2 separate regions of the Homo sapiens genome follow, and region 2 is linked to region 1. The links are chromatin loops, found by intact Hi-C in ENCODE. Cell type or tissue: heart left ventricle. All regions are shown on one strand. Links, peaks and the distances in the headings refer to the core of each region. The heading gives the core; the rest is flanking DNA.

Region 1 (4,394 bases), core at 135-4,134:
GTGTTCTGTTGTTCCAAGTGTTAGAATGAGGAGAACTCATCCAGGTGTCCATGAGCAAGCATTGTCTGCAGACATTTCTGTTTGCACATTTAGGAAAAGAGGAGATGCCCAGCACTTTGTGAGGCCGAGGTGGGCAGATCATGAGGTCAGGAGTTCAAGACCAGCCAGGCCAACATGGTGAAACCCCCCCTCTACTAAAAATACAAAAGTAAGCTGGGCAAGGTGGTGCATGCCTGTAATCCCAGCTACTTGGGAGGCTGAGGCAGGAGAATTGCTTGAACTGGGACCCGGGAGGTGGAGGTTGCAGTGAGCCGAGATCATGCCACTGTGCTCCAGCCTGGGCTACACAGCGGGACTCTGTCTCAAAAAAAAAAAAAAAAAAAAGAGATAAATTAAGATGCCATTCAGTAGAACACTTCTAAAAGAAATGGAATGTACATGGCTTGGCCAATGGAAATAATGACGTTTTTGCCTGAAGCCATAAGTTTGTTTGTCCTTTTTCTTTGTCATGGGTATGTTTAGTCTTCAAACTGGCTTTTAAGGATGAGTTTATTATTTCTAAGAGAAGAGCAGTATTTTCTTGACCAAACAGAGGTGGCACTTCCATGAGCCAAGCCTTTAGTTCAGTTTAGTTGGAAGTGAGTTACTCAGCTTTTGATCTGTTGTATTTGTTTGAGTATTTATTTTATGTACTGATTTATTTTTAATGGCAGAGATATATGGAAGTTGTCTCCTAAGCAGAAAATAAACAAATGCCCACTCAGAGATTTGTGCTCATAACAGAATTTTTGGTCTGTGAATTGGGTCCTGAGAGATTAAAGACAGCTGGTGCATACCGCAGCCGCCACGAAGCACTGTGTTTCTGGGGAAGTGTGTTGAATGAAATCTAAACAATGCTAACTGGTCACAGACACTAATTAAGAAGTATGCCAGTAGCTGTGGGCTGCTCAAATAAAACACTATCTTTTCTTCACTCTGTTGACATAGAGATACAAATAAGGTTCCAGAAAGATTGGAAAGGAGAGAGTGTGGGGACTGTAATCTTGTCTTTCCGGTATGTTTGCCAAAATCAGATAACACTGAGAAGGAACTGGTTCAAAAACACCAAAACGCATTGTTAAATGAGGGCTGCATTGTGTTTTCCTTAAGAAAAAAAAAGTCATAGAGCTCAAATCTTTCAAATTCTCACTTCTTTACCATCATAATTTTGTATTAATTAGAAAGAAAATAGTTTTACCAAGAGTTATTTGCCATGGCTTATGTATAGTTTTACAGGTGATTTATTGTGAAAAAGAAACACTTTAAAGAAATCTGTGATAAGATAAATCTCTGCAGATTATTTCATAAAGTGGTGAAATGAATTTAAGAACAATTCTGGGTTGTTTTTTTTTTTCTTTTTTTGAGACAGAGTTTTGTTCTTGTTGCCCATGCTGGAGTGCAATGGCGTGACCCTGGCTCACCACAACCTCTGCCTCTCGGGTTCAAGCGATTCTTCTGCCTCAGGCTCCTGAGTAGCTGGGATAACAGGCATGCGCCACCACGCCCAGCTAATTTTGTACTTTTAGTAGAGACAGGGTTTCTCCATGTTGGTCAGGCTGGTCTCGAACTCCCAACCTCAGGTGATCCACCCACCTCAGCCTCCCAAAGTGCTAGGATTACAGGCGTGAGCCACCGCGACTGGCCGAACAATTCTGTTTTAAAGATGTTACCCATTAGTAAAACATTGTAGGAAAATTCATTTCAGGAAGCCTAAGGTGTCCTTGAAGGCTGAGAGTTTCTCCCTGGACACTTGGGTAGGGAGATTTGTGTCAATTTGTCTAACTCTAAGAGTTAAGAGTGCTGTTTCGTCACATGGATACATTGCATAATGGCAAAGTCTGGACTTTTAATGTAACCATCACCTGAATAATGTACATTGTGCCCATGAAGTAATTTCTCATCCTTCACTCCCCTCCCATCCTCCTACCCTGCTGAGTCTCCAGTGTCTATTATTCCACACTGTATGTCCATGTGTACATATTATTTAGCACCCACTTATAAGTGAAAACATGCGGTATTTGATTTTCTGTTTCGAAGTTGTTTCACTTAAGATATTGGCCTCCAGTTCCATCCATGCTGCTGCAAAAGACATGATTTCATTCTTTTTTATGGTTTACAGTCAGACGTTGAATGAGACATGAGAACATGGGAGAGTCTGGGGACCTGGGAGCAGAGCAACCATGGTGGAATAGAGGCAAAGGAAATGAACAAGCTCTTCAATTTTCTGTGTCGCTCCTTGCTGTGTACCCTGGACCCTAAGGTAGATGCAAGCTACTTTAAATTAAATGGATGAGAAATGGAGCTGATACATACCTTTGTTCCTAATAGCCCTTATTCCTATGGTGAAAGAGGAGCTTGCTTTGTGGTGATAGTTAGAAAGGCAGTGTCTACCCAGGCCACTGCCTACTCACCTCCTCAAACAGCAGAGTTTTTCTTTGTCAAGGTCTTTACGACTTTTAAATCTTCTCTTTTGGAGTGAAATAACAGTCATGATTTCAATTAATACTGTTTGAGAGCTTCCAGTTTTTCTGCTCTGTTTTTTCCCCATCTTTGTGGTTTTATCTACTTTTGGTCTTTGATGACGGTAATATAAAGATGGGTTTTTGGTGTGGATGTCCTTTCTGTTTGCTAGTTTTCCTTTTAACAGACAGGACCCTCAGCTGCAGGTCTGTTGGAGTTTGCTAGAGGTCCACTCCAGACCCTGTTTGCCTGGGTATCAGCAGCGGTGTCTGCAGAACTGCAGATTTTCATGAGCCGTGAATGCTGCTGTCTGATCGTTCCTCTGGAACTTTTGTCTCAGAGGAGTACCCGGCCATGTGAGGTGTCAGTCTGCCCCTACTGGGGGGTGCCTCCCAGTTAGGCTGCTCAGGGGTCAGGGGTTCGGGACCCACTTGAGGAGGCAGTCTGCCCGTTCTCAGATCTCCAGCTGTGTGCTGGGAGAACCACTGCTCTCTTCAAAGCTGTCAGACAGGGACATTTAAGTCTGCAGAGGTTACTGCTGTCTTTTTGCAGAAAAGGCCTTTGACAAAATTCAACAACCCTTCATGCTAAAAACTCTCAATAAATTAGGTATTGATGGGACGTATCTAAAAATAATAAGAGCTATCTATGACAGACCCACAGCCAATATCATACTGAATGGGCAAAAACTGGAAGCATTCCCTTTGAAAATGGCACAAGACAGGGATGCCCTCTCTCACCACTCCTATTCAACATAGTGTTGGAAGTTCTGGCCAGGGCAATTAGGCAGGAGAAGGAAATAAAGGGTATTCAATTAGGAAAAGAGGAAGTCAAATTGTCCCTGTTTGCAGATGACATGATTTTATATCTAGAAAACCCCATCGTCTCAGCCCAAAATCTCCTTAAGCTGATAAGCAACTTCAGCAAAGTCTCAGGATACAAAATCAATGTACAAAAATCACAAGCATTCTTATACACCAATAACAGACAAACAGACAGCCAAATCATGAGTGAACTCCCATTCACAATTGCTTCAAAGAGAATAAAATACTTAGGAATCCAGCTTACAAGGGACGTGAAGGACCTCTTCAAGGGGAACTACAAACCACTGCTCAAGGAAATAAAAGAGGATACAAACAAACGGAAGAACATTCCATGCTCATGGGTAGGAAGAATCAATATCATGAAAATGGCCATACTGCCCAAGGTAATTTACAGATTCAATGCCATCCCCATCAAGCTACCAATGCCTTTCTTCACAGAATTGGAAAAAACTACTTTAAAGTTCATATGGAACCAAAAAAGAGCCCTCATTGTCAAGTCAATCCTAAACCAAAAGAACAAAGCTGGAGGCATCACGCTACCTGACTTCAAACTATACTACAAGGCCACAGCAACCAAAACAGCATGGTACTGGTACCAAAACAGATATAGATCAATGGAACAGAATAGAGCCCTCAGAAATAACGCCGCATATCTACAACTATCTGATCTTTGACAAACCTGAGAAAAACAAGAAATGGGGAAAGGATTCACTATTTAATAAATGGTGCTGGGAAAACTGGCTAGTCATATGTGGAAAGCTGAAACTGGATCCCTTCCTGACACCTTATACAAAAATTAATTCAAGATGGATTAAAGACTTAAACGTTAGACCTAAAACCATAAAAACCCTAGAAGAAAACCTAGGCATTACCATTCAGGACATAGGCATGGGCAAGGACTTCATGTCTAAAACACCAAAAGCAATGGCAACAAAAGCCAAAATTGACAAATGCAATCTACTTAAACTAAAGAGCTTCTGCACAGCAAAAGAAACTACCATCAGAGTGAACAGGCAACCTACAAAATGGGAGAAGATTTTTGCAACCTACTCATCTGACAAAGGGCTAATA
Region 2 (4,394 bases), core at 240-4,239, 320 kb before region 1:
TGGCTTTCCTGGTGGATTGAACATGGGAGCCAGAGACAGGGAGTCTGGCTTTCTTAATCCTTTCTCCACCATCAGTTCAGCCAAGCCCCGCACAAGTCTCTTAACTTCTCTGTGATTGTTTCTTCCCTGTAAAACAGGAATAAAAACGTTCACCTGCCCCTCAGGGGGGACTCTGGGGGACTGACTGGTAGATGACAGGACTGCCCTTTATATTTTCAATGTGCCACATAAAAGCTGTTTTGCTTGTTGGGGCAGTCTTTGTTTGGTTTCTCACAGAGCAACCTTTAATGGCGCTTGAGAAAATCAATTCCATTTGTAAACTCTATCAAGTAATCACATGGAACTTGAAGCTTTAACTTCTGAAACTGAAGTTGCACAATAGGAAATTGCCAAATGTGGATATTATAGGAATTTTAACATGCTGAATGTGGCCTTGCGTTGGATAATAATGGTATTGAGGAATGTGCAGCTGTTTGTACTGGAGTGAGTAGTCCCAGTCCTTGGAGAGCAGGGAATGGCAGGAACTGCCTCTAACTATTGTAATCTACAAGATTATCCCATTAATCATATTTGTCTCTGGGAGTACCTTAGTTCTAACTCTAAGTGTTGTTTTTCCCTTGATGCATCACATGCAAGAAAGCTTCTAATTGAAAACATTACAGGGACAAATTTCAAAATGTTTCCAAATACAAGACGAGTTTTAACTGCCAATAAAATAAAAGTAAACTGCACACATCAAAACCAGGTCTGATTAGATTTTTTTGGCTTTTCTGTTTCTTTGCATTTTTTTAAACCTACAAACTGTTATCATATATTATGATCTGGATCACCGCAGTTTTTTCCTTAGATATTTCTCAGGCCTGCATTCATCACCAGACAAAATGGCTAAGAGTTCCAGGACTGTGGGCTAGCCGGGGAGTGACCCACCTCTTCTCTCCTTTCCACCCAGAACGAAACAAGATCTAGGAGCTGCAGGGTAGTCTGAGGACAAAAATAAAGAGCACATTTAAAAAATGAGACTCAGATGCGTAAGTTTGAGATGATAGATTTTTATTAATGACATAATATCGGAAGACATTAGTCCAGTTGCAGCGTGTTTCAAGGCCCAGGCAGCTTCCTCTTCAGCAGCTGGTGTGACTTTTCATGCTGTTTCTGGAGCTTTCTCCTACTGAGAAGCTGTACAAATTTTAGGGTATGTGTGTTTCATCTCAACAGCTACTTAAGAATATGGTACTATATTGATCCCAGGATTTAAAAATATGCTCTGTGCTTTTGCATGTATCTCTGTAATGAATATATGAGCTGTATATGTTCTTACACACACGTACCATTCATGCAGTTGTTTTTAATATACATCAGAGCTAAAGACCAAATGCTGACAGCGCTGGAAATGAATAATACGTTTATTAACTTACACATAAACCTCAAACAAAGGAGATGACTTTTTGTTTATCTAACAAGCTCTGAATTGATTACAGACCCAAAGTGGCAGTTAATATGTAAAAACACATTTGTAATTGGTAAGAGTATTTGGTTTCTTGGGTCATGTATTTCAACTAAGTGGTCCAGTAAAACTGGTACTTTCAAATTTGAACTATATTAGATGAAAGTATAGAGGGAAATATAATATACTGTTTTTGGAACTGAACTATAAAACCAGAAGTAGGAGTAGTTGTTTCATGAGTTGATAATTCTTAAGTCTCTCTGTTTCTTGAGTCAGGGTCTTGCTCTGTCACCCTTGATGGAGTGCTGTGGCATGATCATAGTTCACTGCAGCCTCAAACTCCTGTGCTCAAGGGATCCTCCCGCCTCAGCCTCCCAAGTAGCTGAGACTACAGGTGCGTGCCACCATGCCCAGCTAAGTTTTGTAATTTTTTTGTAGAGACAAGGTCTCACTGTTTTCCTCAGACTGGTCTCCAACTCCTGGCCTCAAGTGATCCTCCTGCCTCGGCCTTTCAAAGTGTTGGGATTATAGGCGTGAGCCACTGTGCCCAGCCTAAAGTTTCTTCCTTTAAAATGGATCACTACAGTGGGCCAAAGCCAGAGAGAACTGTGTGCAAGTCCAGATTGTCTCTTACTGGTGGTGTGATCTGTGGCAGTTCACTTCAAGGCCTCAATGCTGCTGGCTTTTCATTTTGGTAGATGGCAAGAGCCACCCATGCCTTATAGAGTGTAAAGTGCTGTGTGAAGTGTTTCAAGGACTCCACCCCAAGTCCTGAAACAAGGAGCAGAGGCAGCCAAGGTCCTGGTACTATGCATGAGGTGTGAGGCACATTTGTCCCCTCCACCTCCTTGTGCTGTGGTCTAAAATAGAACGGCAACATCTGCAGCCCCGTGTCAGGGGTGTGGGACAGTCTGGTGAGGGCCACCAGGGGGCTGACTGGCTGCAAGGGGCACAGGCAGCCACATGGCGGCCAGCAGGGGAACTGGGCCTGATCTGTGGGTGTTCCCAACGGGGTCAAATTGCCTGGTGTCAAGTTACCCTGCTTCTCTAATCCACGGGTAGCGGGTAGCGGATAGTCAAGGGTTAGAAATAAGCACTGTGTGCAGTCTCTGGTTTTAGCCTGTAAGATTCCACTGCTTAGCTTTTAGGAGGGGAAGGAAAAGCAATTGAACAGTGAAGGGATAGGGGAATGTCCGCAGGCCCCCTTCCCATGGCAAAATTTCCTCTTGGTGGTACTGTCCCCTGCCAACTCTTTTCTGCCCAAATATCATGCAAGGGGGAGGGGCTATGCAAGAGATGAACAGAAACTCCGTTTATTGTTTTCAATCTCAGCTTAGCAACCATCTCCTTCTGAGAGACTTCCCTGAGTCCTTTAGTCTCCGCCACCCTTAGGACTTACTGTAATTGTCTGCTCACTCGTCTCTACCCCAGACTAGATTGTAAGCTCCAGGAGGGCAAGGATTGTTCCTTTCTTGCTGAATCCTAGGACCCTGTACTCAACACGGACAAATGATCCCAGACATTGGAGTCCAAGGTGGCTGGAATGCGGTATAAACACGTAGGGAAAGGCCTTCCCAGCTTTGTCCTCCCGGTCCCTCGAGTTGAGGCAGTTTCACTAGATTTTCCCTCTGAGCCCAGGTCTGGGGGGTCTCAGGAGCTGGGGCTCCCAGGCTGGTCCTGTTGGTCCCTGTGTCCCCGGGTGCACCACAAAGCCTTTTCTCCCTGGGATTCTGCCCGGGGCATTATGTGGAGTGGGTCCGTACTCTTACCCATCTCACAAAACCTTGCAGTCTAGGGGGAATCTATGAAACCTCTCTCCCTCCAAGCTTCTCTTCCCTGGGAGGAGCCAGCGGGATTGAGAGCCTTGGAAATAATCTACTGTTTTCTGAGAAGGTTGTTGGGTGGCTACAGCAGCAGCATGAGAAGAGGGTATAGCAGTAGAAAGCAGCAAGTGTGAGGCTGCAAGCATTTACAGGAAAGGCAATTGGTCCTGGTGATCGGGAATTGAGAGTTTTGTGTTAGTTCCTCCCAGAGCACAGAGCCTTAATGACGAAGACATCCCCAGCAGCCGGCTGAGTGACTGCAGGGGGAGGACGAGCCATGCATGCTGGGAGGAATGGTGTGAGATGAGCCACTCCTTTATGCTGAGAGAAATCGGGACTCACAATTCAACCCATAAATACTGTAGATAATTTTATGTAGAAAATCCTGTAATTCATTGTCTATGATCAATTTCACTGCTAAGTACAATTTAGCTAGGGACATATCCTTATTGTGTAATATAATTAAAGTCCAATTTCAGAAGTGTAACTGGTTATTTTGTGGAGAGGAAATGCTAAGAACTGGGCAATAGCCAATAATCATAGCTACCATTGGTTAACTTCTTTTTTTTTTTTTTTTTTTTTTTGAGAAGGAATCTCGCTCTGTCACCCAGGCTACAGTGCAGTGGTGCAATCTTGGCTCACTGCAACCTCTGCCTCCCGGGTTCAAGCGATTCTCCTGCCTCAGCCTCTGGAGTAGCTGGGATTACAGGTACGTACCATCATGCCCGGCTAATTTTTGTATATTTAGTAGAGACGGGGTTTCACCGTGTTGGCCAGGCTGGTCTCAAACTCCTGACCTCATAATTTGCCTCCCAAAGTGCTGGGATTACAGGTGTGAACCACTGTGCCCGGCCGGTTAACTTTCTGTGTGCCATGCCCTATTCTAAGTGCCTCGTGCATATTAACTGAAAAAATCCTCATCATAAGTGTATGAGGCAGGAACATTTATTACCCTCATTCCACAGTTGATCAAACCAGGGACATTTGCCTAAAGTCACGCAGCTGAAATGGCAGAGATGGGATGTGGACATGAGGGCCCATGCCCTGAGCTCCCTCTCACAGGAGAACCCTGTGGACCTGACAGCCCTTCCTGGGATGCTCAAAGAAGAGGGCAAGGGTCTGCCCTC

What was found. Peaks named below come from ENCODE experiments on the same cell type or tissue, not always from the same donor. Only the 100,000 strongest peaks of a DNase experiment are listed, where the experiment ranks them.
Region 2: it touches region 1 in a loop (3.0-fold over the local background); 1 of 110 quality-filtered maps calls a loop at or near these places.

Annotation. Positions count from the first base shown.
Region 1 is chr18:56,242,545-56,246,938 of GRCh38, reverse strand. No RefSeq gene overlaps it. Among named protein-coding and RNA genes, the nearest start is that of LINC03069, 53 kb to the right of the region's middle. In heart left ventricle, for the core only: no CTCF peak of the experiment used is centred there; no DNase peak of the experiment used is centred there; H3K27ac peaks cover 761 bases.
Region 2 is chr18:56,561,802-56,566,195 of GRCh38, reverse strand. No RefSeq gene overlaps it. Among named protein-coding and RNA genes, the nearest start is that of TXNL1, 75 kb to the left of the region's middle. RefSeq lists an enhancer at 2,363-2,864. In heart left ventricle, for the core only: a CTCF peak has its summit at 2,346 (motif pointing right); a DNase peak (open chromatin) is centred at 2,384; H3K27ac peaks cover 560 bases.